Regions from separate parts of the Mus musculus genome. Here region 2 is linked to region 1. The links are chromatin contacts, found by Hi-C or POLR2A ChIA-PET in ENCODE. All regions are on one chromosome and are shown on one strand. The core of a region is the stretch at or near the end of the contact, and the rest is flanking DNA. Distances in the headings are between cores, read along the strand shown.

Region 1 (6,384 bases), core at 474-2,973:
TTTGAATAAAATTGTTTATAGTTTGTAAATAATCAGGTCAGAAATAAATTAATCAATGTAATTAAAAAGTTTACTATTCGACACCAAACTGAAGACTCATATTTATTTGAGGATACCTTTTCTACATTCATTAATCACGCTGTTGTTTCAACATTATTTCTCACCAAAGTTATTGTGTGTGTGTGTGTATAATAACGAACAATATTGCTTATGTCGAAATTTATAAGTCTGAAAAACAGGTGCAACGCTTAATTAGATACACGCTTTTTTTCTTCTAAGCTTAAATTAAACCCTGGAAAGGAACTTAAAACTAAACGCAGTCATCCTCCAGCTTGAATAATCCTTTCAAACAGATGCAGCAATTTTAAAAATTCAAGGCATGAACCCGCAACTGTCACCTTCCAAAAGTTAGGATAACCCAAGTCTGTCAGAGGATCACATTAAGTGGACATTTAACTCCGTTTTAGCTTGTACTAAGCGATAAGTACGGTCTACTTCAAATTAAGACCAATTCTTTCCGCAGACATTTCCTAAATACTGTACTGACAGCCCAGCTTTGCTTTGCATCAGTAAAAACATGAATATAGTAGGGAACTCTAGAGAAGCCGACTCAAGAGAGAAATATTCAGTTAAAGTGTTGATGAATCAGTAAGCGCTAAAGGAAATCCAAGTGAGTAGAGCGGCATCGCAGGTACTTAAAGGAGTTGAGGATGGGAAGGCAAACTTGTCCGGCCGGCCGCGAGCCATTGTGCGCGGCGGTAGCCCGAAGCGGCGTGGCTGTCAAGGGGCAAGTGCGTACCGAGGCGCGGGGGAGGGGGCAGGACGCCACATCGGAAGGGGGTGCAGGAGCCAGGAGGCAAAGACGCTCATCCCAGGCCCTCTCCGCGTGGCCTCACCCTCAAGGGGACCCACAAGCGCAAACTCAGTGCCTAGCGGGCCCACGCCAGACTCTCGCCCAGAGGCGCTGGGCCCAAACCCCGGAGGCCCAGGAGAGGTGGCTCCGGAGGAGCCCTGCGGACGCCATGCTAAAAGCCAAAATGGCTGCCCCAAGGATGCCCGCAGCGCGCCGCCCGTGAGGAGGGAGCCGGGCGCGCCGTCACCGCTCGCCGGCCGGAGCGGCTCAGGTAGGTCCCCTCCGCCCTTGAGGGCACGGGCCTCAGCCCCGGCCCCACCCCCGCGGCCCGTGGCCCCGGCCCCAGCTCGCAGTCGAGAGGGGTGACGGGTGACGTACCTGCAGCTCGGCCCGCTCCACCTCCCAGTGCGCCCGCTCCATCTCGAAGCGAGCCCACTCGTGCTGGATGTAGTGTAGGATCCCCGGGATCGTGTACTGTTGCGGCCGGGACAGCTCCGGGCCTGCCGGGGGCCCCGCCGCCTCGGCGGCCGGAGGACCCCCGCCGCCCGGCGCTCCGTTCGCTCCCGGCGGCAGGCTCAGGTTCCCCCCGGGTCCCTGCTGCGGCCGGGGAGGGGCTGCCATCCCCTGGCCGCCGCCGCCGCCTCCGGCCAGCTCGTCCATTGTGTGTGGGGCCCCGGCCGGGGCGCAGTGCCAGACGCCGACAGCTGCGGGGAGGGCCGGGACGGTGGCCCCGCGCCGACCGCAGGGCGGGGGGCCGGCCGGGAGACGGCCGGGGAGGGGGTCGTTGCCGTGTGCTTGCCGCGGATCAGAGCAGGGAGCTGCCGGCCGCCGCCATTACGGTACCTCCTCCATCTGCCCGTCTCACTCACTCACTTTGGGGGAGAGGGGGGCCGCGGCGGGAGGAGGAGGAGGGACGGAGGAGGAGGAGGAGGGACGGAGGGCCGCCGCTCGCGCACGGCACGCTGGGTAGAGAACGCCGCTGCAAGCCGCACTCCGGAGAGCCAAAAAGAGTCCGGCCTCACCCCACGCAGGCGCACTGAGGATGGACCGCTCTTCGGGAGGCGGGGAAAGGCCTGGGCCCCGCCCCAACTCGGGCGCCGGGCCCCAGCTTTTCTACGCCTGTGGAATCTGGATGCTGCCTTGACTTTGGGGAAGCGCGTGGGCGTCGGGCTTCCGGGTCGTTTTCCTCACGCACGTATCCTTAGGGGCAGCGTGGGTCTCAGCTGAGGGCCTGGGCTCTGGAGCTGCGTGCAAGGCGTCCTCCGTACTGCCCTGGAATTCCTGACGTTTCTCTAGAATTCCTGGCGTGTTTTGCTCAGTCCCAGAGGGTCGGGCCTCTTTTCTGCCTGTCACTCACTTGACCTCTGGTTTCGTGGCACCAGTCAGTCTGCAGGATTCTGGAGACGTCTACGTTTGGCAAATAGCCCAGATTCTTCCGGACTTTCTCACTGGCTCCTGGGCTTCGTCGCAACCTGCTTCTTTGGTCCCACTTCGGTGCTCCTGGCCGCCCGTTGTAACTTCTTAAGTCTTTATTATTCTGAGATTCTCTGTGTTTGAGCTATTGCTTTTTTTTTTTTTTTTTTTTTTTTTTTTTTTTTTTTCCTGAAGAAGTTGTGATATCTTGAATTCTTGAGAATAGTGGGTTGGATGGCAAACGATAACTTTCAAAGAGACTGATGTTTAGAAGTCAATGAACGCAGATATTGTCATTAGTGGCAGAAATTTTGATCGAAACAAAATGAAAGTATTGTAAATAGAACTTAAGATGAACTAAATCAACACAACGATATCTTTCTTCATCATTAAATGGTTTTAGAATGAAATACTACATACACAAAGGGTCAGTTTTTAGGTGCTATAGTGTGCATTTTTCTGTAAGTTCTTTTTTTGGTTTTTTCGAGACAGGGTTTCTCTGTATAGCCCTGGCTGAACTGGAACTCACTTTGTAGACCAGGCTGGCCTCGAACTCAGAAATCCGCCTGCCTCTGCCACCCGAGTGCTGGGATGAGAGGCGTGCCACCACGCCCGGCTTTCTGTAAGTTGAGGTAACAGCCTGGCTACCGGGCTTGGTGAACCATGTCTTTAATCCCAGCACTCGGGAGGCAGAGGTAGACAACCTGATCTCTGGGTTTCGTTTCAGACCAGCTTGGTCTGCAGAGTTCCCAGACAGCCAGGACAACAGAGAAACCCTGTCTGGAAAAGCCAAAAAAGGAAAGAAGAAGAAGGAAAAAAAAAACAAAAAACCTAATAACCTATGTAACAGCAAATGAAAAGAAAAATACACAGTACTTACAGCTATACAAGAAATAGTATATAAAATTGGTTATGTTTTTAAACTTTTATTTTCACTCTGAAAGCCTATTCAAATTTTCACATTGGAGCATATAAGTGACTTCATATAACTTCAGAGAGAAAAAGAAATACATTTTATTTTGTCATGTCTGCTGTGTTATAAAGAACTAATTCGATCTGTTACACTTATTACCATATTTATGAAATGTAGTCTTTAGTAAATGAAGAAATGAGGCTGGAGAGATGGCTCAGCAGTTAAGAGCACTGACTGCTCTCCTAGGCGTCCTGAGTTCAGTTCCCAGCGACCACAGTGACTCACAGCCATCTGAAATGGGATACAGTGCTCTCTTCTGGTGTGTCTGAGAGAGCAACAGTGTACTCACATAAGTAAATACATCTTTTTTTTTATATGAAGAAATAGTACTGTTATCTAAGAGTTATTGACAATCAGCATACAGCTGGCTCAAGCAGTCCCATTCCTTAAGAAAGAACACATAAAAAGCTCAGAAAAACTTACATCCTGGGTACCTATTTTATGAACACAAGGAAGCTTTTAGGGATCTGAAGCCCACATGGCTGGTGATTATGTCAAAAGAGCAAGTTGCACATTTATATTTCTCATTTCACACTTCAGCTCACAGGAAGGTTGCCCCCCACCTACCCTGCAAAAAGATAACTGTTGTTCTTCTATTGTCTGTCTTAAGTGGAGACAGGCAGATCTTTGAGTTTGAGGCCAGCCTGGTCTACAAAGCCAGTTCCAGAATAGCCAGGACTGTTACACAAGGAAACCCTGTCTCAACAAAGAAACAGAAACAAATAGCAAAGTTTTCTGCTCTGCTGAGATGATGTTTTACACTGTTAACATTGTGCTTCCTGCCCACTGCTCCTGAGAACACTGGAATGAGTCTCTAGAACTTTTAGATAACAAATTCTCCCAGTTACACTCTAACAGTTCAGCTTGCCTAACTGGAATTCTCTCTCTGACCCCTTGCTGAGTCATTTCCTCTCTTCAGTCCCCTTTGAAACTTCCTATTTATCCTGTCCTCTCACCTGTCACTCCTCCCTGCTCCTGCCTAGATTCTCCTTCTTTCAGAATGATTTGGGGTAGGTGGAGGGTAAAATGGTGTGCTGCCCTTGAGTGTGAGATTCTCCTGTTTCTGCCACCCAAGTGCTGGGATTGCAAATGGACTTCAGCTTGCTCAGTTCATGATGATCTTCATGAAAGTCTATGTATGGCTGCTCGGTACTTTCTGCACTGGGGAGGCTGAGCCAGAATTATTGCTGAGAGTCTGAACCCTGAGTCATGTGAAGAATTCTAGGCTAGACTAAAGTACACAGTGAGACCTTGTTTTGTTGTTGTTTGGTTTGATTTGGTTAAAAAAACAATGCCTATATTTTTGATCAGCTTAGTTTTTAGGGCACTACTTTGTTTTCTATCCTTACAAGTAATATTTGAACCAATATGCTTACTCAGCTGGACTTGTCGTATTTAATTTACATGAATTATGAAAGCCAAAGTATACCAAAGAATTCCAGGCTTTTAAGTAAGTTGGGAATAGACAATACTCAGATACCTTCTTATCAGTTATTTCAAATGTGACTATGAAAAGCTTGTACTCCACTCTGCCTTTGAGAACCAAGTAGCTACTTGTGATTATCTAAGCACTTTGTCTTGGTGACCTGTCATCTTCCCACTGAAGAACTCAAGCAGGTTCATAAATACTATTTTAGTTGTTGTTTTTCCTCATCTTAAAGGGTATGACAAGAATTCTTGTTTTCATGGCTGGGAGAACAAGTCACAACACAGCTCTTGGTGACTTCAGCAAGTTCCATTGTATAATAGGAAGTGGTCCCCACCCCTTCATATCAGTGAGCGTGTGTGCATTGGGAAACAAGGAAATAAAATCTCCCTTCACAATTTGCCTACTGTCCTTTGATTAGGCTCAGTATTCATCATTAGCATGTTTGAAATTATAGTAATTTCAGGTGATTCCATTACTCTGGGAAATAACAGGGTATTTGCACTTATAAAGTAAAAGAGCAAACAAATATTACAGCCTACAGAAGGTTTCATAAGAACTGACATGAGGGGCTGGAAAAATGGCTCAGTGGTTAAGAGCACTGACTGCTCTTCCAGAGGTTCTGCGTTCAATTCCCAGCAACCACAGGGTGGCTCATAACCATCTGTAATGGGATCTGATGCCCTCTTCTGGTGTGTCTGGAGATAGCTACAGTGTACTCATGCATAAAATAAATAAATAAATCTTTAAAAGAAAAAAAAAACTGACATGAGTTCAGACCAAAGGAGCATACCACATATTACATAGCTACAACCAAAAAGGAGGAGGCAGCTCTGACCTGCACTGAGGCCTAGCCTGCAAAATGAGATCAGATGCTGACTCTTTACAGAAGTTGCTTGTGGCTATGTGTCTTAGTTTGTTTTTTACTGCTAAGAACAGACACTATGATCAAGGCAACTCTTATAAAAACAGCATTTTATTGGGGCTGGCTTACAGATTCAGAAGTTCAGTCCACTATCATCAAGGCATGAGCATGGCAGCATCCAGGCCGGCATGGTACAGCAGGAGGTGAGAGTTCTACATCTTCATCCAAAGGCAACCAGGAAAAGACTAGCTTCCAGGCAGCTAGGAAGAGGGTCTTAAAGCCCACGCCCACAGTGATACACCTACTCCAAGGGTACGCCTCCAAATAATGCCACTCCCTGCACCAAACATATTCAAACCACTATACTATGAAAATTACAAATATATACTTTATGTATTACGCAAGCCAAAGTATGCCAGGGGATTCTGGGCTTTGAAGTAAGTTGGGAGTATATAATACTCAAATACCTTCTTATATATTTTCAGGGTACTGAGTCAGTCAAATAAAATATTGTGTGTAAAAGAAAAAGAAAATGGACACCAAACCTTTAAGAAACCCATGATACTATATAAAATTCTAGACCAAATTCATTTTGCAATTGTCTCCTGGGTATTATGAGTCAGAAAAAATTAGGCTGTGGTAATATTGTATAATAGCTATCTTACAGAGATGTCAAAATTGAAGAGAGAGGAAAGAAGATCTCCTGGAGCCAGATCCTTCCTGGACATTGGCTAAGAGTGTACAGTCGCGTCTCCAAACTTCAGAGTAGAATGATTGGAAAGTGTGAACACATGGGAAACTGGCCAGACTCTCTGAGGTGATAATTTGACAAGCTTAAGAATGTGGCTTGTCCA
Region 2 (6,341 bases), core at 2,442-4,941, 37 kb after region 1:
ATGGCACTAAAGATTTATTAATGATAACCAGTCAGTCTATGGTTGTGGTGGTTTGTGTATGCTTGGTCCAGGGAGTGGCACTATTAGGAGGTGTGGCCTTTGGAGTAGGTGTGGCCTTGTTGGAGGAAGTGTGTCACAGTGGTCCCATGGTGGTGGTGGACTTTGAGACCCTCCTCCTAGATGCCTGGAAGACAGTCATCTTCTGCAGCCCTTGGATGATGTAGAACTTTGAGCTCCTTCTCCAGCACCATGCCTATCTGTACTTTGCCATGCTTCCTGCCATGATGATAATGGACTGAACATCTGAAACTGCAAGCCTGCCCCAATTAAATATTTGCCTTTATAGGAGTTGCCTTTGTCATGGTGTCTCTTCAGAGCAATGGAGACCCTAAATAAGACAGTGATTTTCTCTGTTGCTTACGTTTCAGTGTGATGTTTAGAAAGCCTTTACACTCACCCCCTTGTTTTCTTCCCAGTGTTTTCTGATTTTAGTTTCTAAATTTGTCTCTCATCCATTTTAACTAATTTTTTTATGTTGTAAATTATAGATCATCTTGATTAATTTTGTTCTTATTTTATTTGGAGGGACGTATAGCACCTACCTGACCTTGAATTCATAATCCTCCTGCCTCTGCTTGCCAAAGATAGAATCACAAGCATGTAACATTGTTTATTGGTTTATATGTGGAGATTTATTTGTCTCAGTAGCAGTTGTTGAAAGAACTGCCCTTCTCCATCCATGACTGTCTCAGCTTCTTATAGTGAAGTGGCTGCTCACAGGAGCTGAGCCAGGCATGGTGGTACAGGTCTGAGGGAGAGGCAGGAAGACAAGGAGGAGTCCAGGACCACCAGATGCAGAGAAAGTTCAAGGCCATCTTGGGCTGCATGAGACCCCATGTCAGCACACAAAACAACAATTTTAATTAAATCAAGTATAAAAGCATATTTCTAGCCTTTCATTTCTATTCCATTGAACATAGCATTGATAGTACCATACTATCCTGACTAATCTAGCTCTACAGTAAGCTGGAAACAAAGCCGTCTTTTAAACAAGAATGAGTGGAGATGGTTGGTATTATTACCAACACCAACTACAGTGTCTCCAGTATCCCACGTGGCTTAGTTAGAGTTTTATGCTAAAGAGACACCATGACCAAGGCAACTCTGACAAAGAAAAATATTTAATTGGGACTGGCTTACAGTTTCGGAGGTTTAGTCTGTCATCATCGTGAGAAGAAGCATGGCAGCCTGCAGGCAGACGCGGTGCTGGAGAAGGAGCCAAGAGTTCTACATCTTGATCTAAAGGCAACCAGGAAGAGATTTTCTTCTGTAGGCTACCAAGGTCTGGATCACATTGGCCAGACTCGACTATATATATATATATATATATATATATATATATATATATATATATACCTCCTCCAGTAAGGCCATACCTACTAATAGTGCCACTTCCCATGGGCCAAGCATATTGAAACCACCATACCAGTTATCCTTGAACTTCAGATCTCCTCCTGCCTCCTCTTGCCTAGTCCTGGGATCATAGACTACTATAACACACCCCGTGGGCACAGTCCTGAAGGTGTTGTGCTTACCGAGCAAGCACTCTACCAGCTGAGCTGTAGCCCTCAATTACTGTCTCTCAAGTTTGTTTATTTCATTCTGCCTTTGTATAAAAAGCTTAGGAGGGAGCTGGTCCACACTGCTGCTTCCCGCGGCAGTGAGTGGACACTGCTCTGAAGGTAGTGATACTGAGCACACTAGTACCAGAATGCCACGCTCAGGACTAGAAGCTATGTCTTCTGAGATATGGGAGAGGTAGAGAGAGGCAAGAGGATTGGGAGTTCTAGGTCTTTCTTGATTACATGCTGGGTTAGAAGCCAACCTAGACAACACATGACCTTAGTGGCTATTCCTGGTTGTCAACTTGACTATATTTGGAATGAACTACAATCCAGAATTGGAAGGCTCACCAGTGACCCTTATCTGGAGGCTTGGAGATAGAAGATTCTGATCTGGATCTTGGTATGGAGATCTTGAAGCATAGTGGCTATGGATTCCAGAAGATTAAATCTCTGAGTTCAAGGTCATCCGGATTAAAGGTGGGTGGAACTCACCTTTAATCTGGACTACACCTTCATATGGTGCCACTCCCTGGTCCAAGGATATACAAACCATCACACATGACTCTCTCTCAAAAAGAACAAGGAAGTTATGTCTTTAATCCAATTTCCATGGCCTGGGATGCATTTCAGAAGCTCTTCATGGGGAAGCAGCCAGTTCATTCATTGCCTCAGTGCAGTGGCCCCCAGAGTCTGGCACCTTGAACAGCAGTATGAACTGGGAACTTGCTAGAAATCCAAGCTCTGGGCTGCACCCTGTCCCACAGGATCAGAAACTCTGCCTGTGTCCCTCAGTCTGATTTTACCAGGCCTTCTAGTGATTCTGATACACGGTAAAGCTTGGGAGCATTAAGGTAATCTTTTTAATGTTTATTTATTTATTCTATGTAAGTACACTGTAGCTGTCTTCAGACACTCTAGAAGAGGGAGTCAGATCTCCTTATAGATGGTTGTGAGCCACCATGTGGTTGCTGGGATTTGAACTCAGGACCTTCAGAAGAGCAGTCGGGTGCTCTTACCCGTTGAGCCATCTCACCAGCCCGCATTAAGGTAATCTTAATACATGAGGCCTGTCAGCAATTTCCTACTTCAAGAGATGGAACTTGGAAGATGGCTGCTGGCCAATGGCAATGCAAGTCATGTATCTCCAAGGGATGGGCGCCGGCCCCCCCATCCCCCCCAGCTTGGAACTAGAGAAGAGATCAGATGATTTCCAAAGCTGGGCATTCTGGGATAGTGGACAGGAAAGTAGCCTTAAACCTTTGTCTGTGTTGACTGTGTAGACAGAGAATCATACGTAAGCAATGTCTATAACCCTTCCCAATGCTAGAAATACTGCCAGCCTGCCAGCTACTACTGTGGGCAGCTCTGCGTATGTACAGTGCACTTAGTGTGACTAGGAAACTGAAACATTATTGGATTGTAATGAGTCCAGTGTAAACCTACATTGGGCAGGTGGTGGCCAAATTATCAGCCCAGCCCTGGCCCCTGCTCCTCCAGGAGACCACTCTCATGTTAGAATAGACTGGAGGCAAGCCAGGGTCTGTGATACCCCACTTTCAAGTGACACTCACCCAGAAAGAATATAATTTCCAAAATGTCTTAAAGCAGGGAGGACAAAAAAGGAGGCTCAGACTCTGCTGCTGAAGAGTGTTTAAGTTATTGTCATATTCAGTTACTAAAAATAAACAGCACATGTAGAATTATAGCTGTCATTTTAGGGAGCGAGCTGGTGACTCCATGGACCATAAAAGTCAAGAGTCAGGTTTAACTTAACTCAGGTGACAGTGCAGGGCTCGTGCTGCACCAGGGATGACCCCATCGGGATCTAACCAGGGCAGAGCGACAGGAAGAAGGAAGAGCTCGGGGAAGGAACAAGGCCGCAGCCTCACAGGGTGCCCTGTCAGCTAAGGCTTATTTTTAGCTTTGTGAGTTTTGAGCATTCTTCCTGGGGTATTTTTATCTTAGAGAGTTTCGGCAGCTTAAATTTGGAATGCATTTCATGCTGTTGCACGAGAAAAACATCTCAGTGTCATACTTTCAAAACAAAAGCCAAACTGGTGAGTCTCCGGGGGTTCCCAGGGTGCACTGCTGCTGTGGAGAGAGGCGGCCGGGCTTCCTCTCCCTCCCTATCGCATATGACCTCATTTCCATCTCCTGTCCCCACTGCATAACTATTTTATTGACAAAAACTCAGTGCAGAGAAGCAGGAAAACAAAGAGGATGGGTTGTTGTTGTTACCCATCTGTTAAGACTCAGGTTGTACACCGCCAGAGTGGCGCCCAGTGTGGACTCCGTGAGTGACCTGTAAGCAGAAGAGTAACGAAGACCCTCACTGTGAACAAAAATCCAGGCAGGCGTGTGTGTGAGACAGTTCTATCCCTGCATCTCAGTTTCATTGTGAACCTCAAAGCGTTCTTCAGACAGGGTGCTTTCAAAGCAGGCAGAAGAGTGGCAGGGGCCCGTCATTTAGGGACATCTGTTTAGAGGTACAAGCCCTTTAGACCTAGTTCACCCCCCTGTAACTTTGAAACTGGACATCTCGATAAACATCTGTCTGTAGGATGATACTGACAGTGTTGGGACATGAGTTCTAGGCCCCACCACAGCCCTGTGGGTACCAAATCCCTACCCGCTTAAGTCCCTTCTGTGCAGTGGTTGGTGTCGGCATGACACACACTGCATGGCTAACACACACTCCCTCAAACTCTAACACATCTGAGTTACTTTAGCACCTAGCACAGCGTAAACGCTGTATGAGCAGTTGTCAGCCCTAAGAAGTCATGGCAGAGGGAAAGCGTGTGTGCTCGGTACAAGCACAGTCTGTTCCAAGGACTTCGCAGAGTGCTTAGTTAGTGGATGTGGGATTCATGAATACAGAGTTCTGATCACATACCATTTTTTAATGTTATTTAACTTTGTGGTATGGAGATCAACCGTAGGGCAGGGTGCACACTGTACCCTGAGCTACACCTCCCAGCTTGCATAGCAGTTGGTAACCTGCATTTTACTTTGCAGCTTGCTAGTAATTAGACATCTACACTGTAGTTTGTTGATGGCTATAATTTACTGACATAACCCCCCCCCCCAGAGTTCCTTGGCTTACTATCCATAGTTTGCTGTTGTAATCGCTTCACCCATCTATCCCATCAGCATTCTCTCAGCCTCCTACGATATGCTTTCGAAGTAAATCAATGGATACAAAGAGAAGGCATATTCCTGAGGCTTCTGATTCTTTATTATTCCCCATACTTTGGTTTGCTTCTGTTTTTGTCTGATGTTTTGAGACAGGAACTTACTCTGTTAGCCTAGGCAGGCCTGAGTTCGTAGCCATCCTCCTGCCTCAGCTTCCCAAGATTCCAGGTATGAGCCATCAACCCCGCCTCTCCCTCTACCCTCTAGCCTGCAGCTTTTTAACCCTCACCTTCTTTTCCCTATCTTGGTTTCCAGCTGCGGCTCCCCCACTCTGGCTCCAGCAGGCATAGAGCCACCCTTGCTGCTGCCTGGCTGGGAGGCAGGGCAGGCCTTGACTGTGCAGCTGGCGGTGCTGTCTGGGGTCATCTTCTCACCGTGTATTGTGTGTTCTTGTGTTCTTTTTCAGAGTGAATTAGATGTATCCTTTTTCTGTACATTTTTCCATGGTATGTGGCAAAAAGCACACTCAGGATGTGACCATCAGGTAAGTGCCATCACGCTGGAGGGTGACTTGGCAGAATCCAGGACACTAATCTGCAACTCTGCCAAGGCTGCGCCACAGCCAGCGCTTGGGCCCCAGGACTTCCCAGCCCTCCTCTCTCAAAGATGATACTTTGTGAGGTTCCTTTTTCTTTTTCTCCAAACAAAGAACTGGGGTGGTGGTATTTAAAAATAACTGGTATGGGACTGGAGAGATGACTCAGTGGTTAAGAGCCCTGGCTGCTCTTCCAGAGGACCCGGGTTTAATTCCCAGCACCCACGTGGCCGCTCACAACTCTCTGGAACTCTAATTCCAGAGTTTCTGACACCTCACACAGGCATACATGTAGGCAAAACACCAATGCACATGAAATAAAAATAAATTATATATTAAAAATAACTATTACATATAAACATAGATATATAAATATTATATGTATGTATATAAATCAGATAGATTTGTTCAAAATGTGTATCCCACAGAGAAAGTGCTTGGTTTTCTCCGAGAGGCTGCATTTTTAGGCCTCCAGGATAAACTTCCAGACAGCTCCTCAGGAGCAGAAGGAGGCATTCTGGGAGATTAGCTGGAGGTTAAAGACATTGCCTGGCTTATGTTCATTTCTTTATAGCAGAAAAAGTCCTTTCGCTCTTTTAAATCGAAACTGTCTGCGTGTCCTGGGGATGCAGCACAGGGGCAGGATACCTCCTAGCATGTGCTTGGCCTGGGGATGCAGCACAGGGGCAGGATACCTCCTAGCATGTGCTTGGCCTGGGGATGCAGCACAGGGGCAGGATACCTCCTAGCATGTGCTTGGCCTGGGGATGCAGCACAGGGGCAGGATACCTCCTAGCATGTGCGTGTCCTGGGGATGCAGCACAGGGGCAGGATACCTCCTAGCATGTGCTTGGCCTGGGGATGCAGCACAGGGGCAGGATACCTCCTAGCATGTGCTTGGCCTGGGGATGCAGCACAGGGGCAGGATACCTCCTAGCATGTGCTTGGCCTGGGGATGCAGCACAGGGGCAGGATACCTCCTAGCATGT

The links. Hi-C counts contacts between places; a loop is a spot of excess contacts on that map. ChIA-PET counts read pairs that join two places held with the same protein, here RNA polymerase II (POLR2A).
Region 2: a map of heart shows a loop between it and region 1 (5-fold over the local background). The contact joins the enhancer-like site here to the promoter of Strn3 in region 1. A Hi-C loop is called at or near these places in 11 of 37 maps with a recorded cell type or tissue (adrenal gland, gastrocnemius, heart and 1 more). POLR2A ChIA-PET finds 5 or more read pairs at or near these places in 4 of 5 experiments (Patski and embryonic stem cell).

What each region holds. Positions count from the first base shown.
Region 1 is chr12:51,690,191-51,696,574 of GRCm38, forward strand. It overlaps Strn3 (striatin, calmodulin binding protein 3), which reads right to left and starts at 1,724. Exons shown (of 18, transcript NM_052973.2): 1 at 1,232-1,724. The coding sequence starts at 1,513. Ap4s1 (adaptor-related protein complex AP-4, sigma 1) reads left to right here and starts at 776. Exons shown (of 6, transcript NM_021710.4): 1 at 776-1,124.
Region 2 is chr12:51,725,665-51,732,005 of GRCm38, forward strand. Ap4s1 (adaptor-related protein complex AP-4, sigma 1) reads left to right here. Exons shown (of 6, transcript NM_021710.4): 5 at 5,224-5,235. Among named protein-coding and RNA genes, the nearest start is that of Strn3, 37 kb to the left of the region's middle. Within about 2 kb of position 3,692, at least 2 of the 3 ENCODE cell types and tissues checked have a DNase peak (open chromatin) inside an H3K27ac peak, as active enhancers do; they include heart and left cerebral cortex, where a contact is called at or near this core.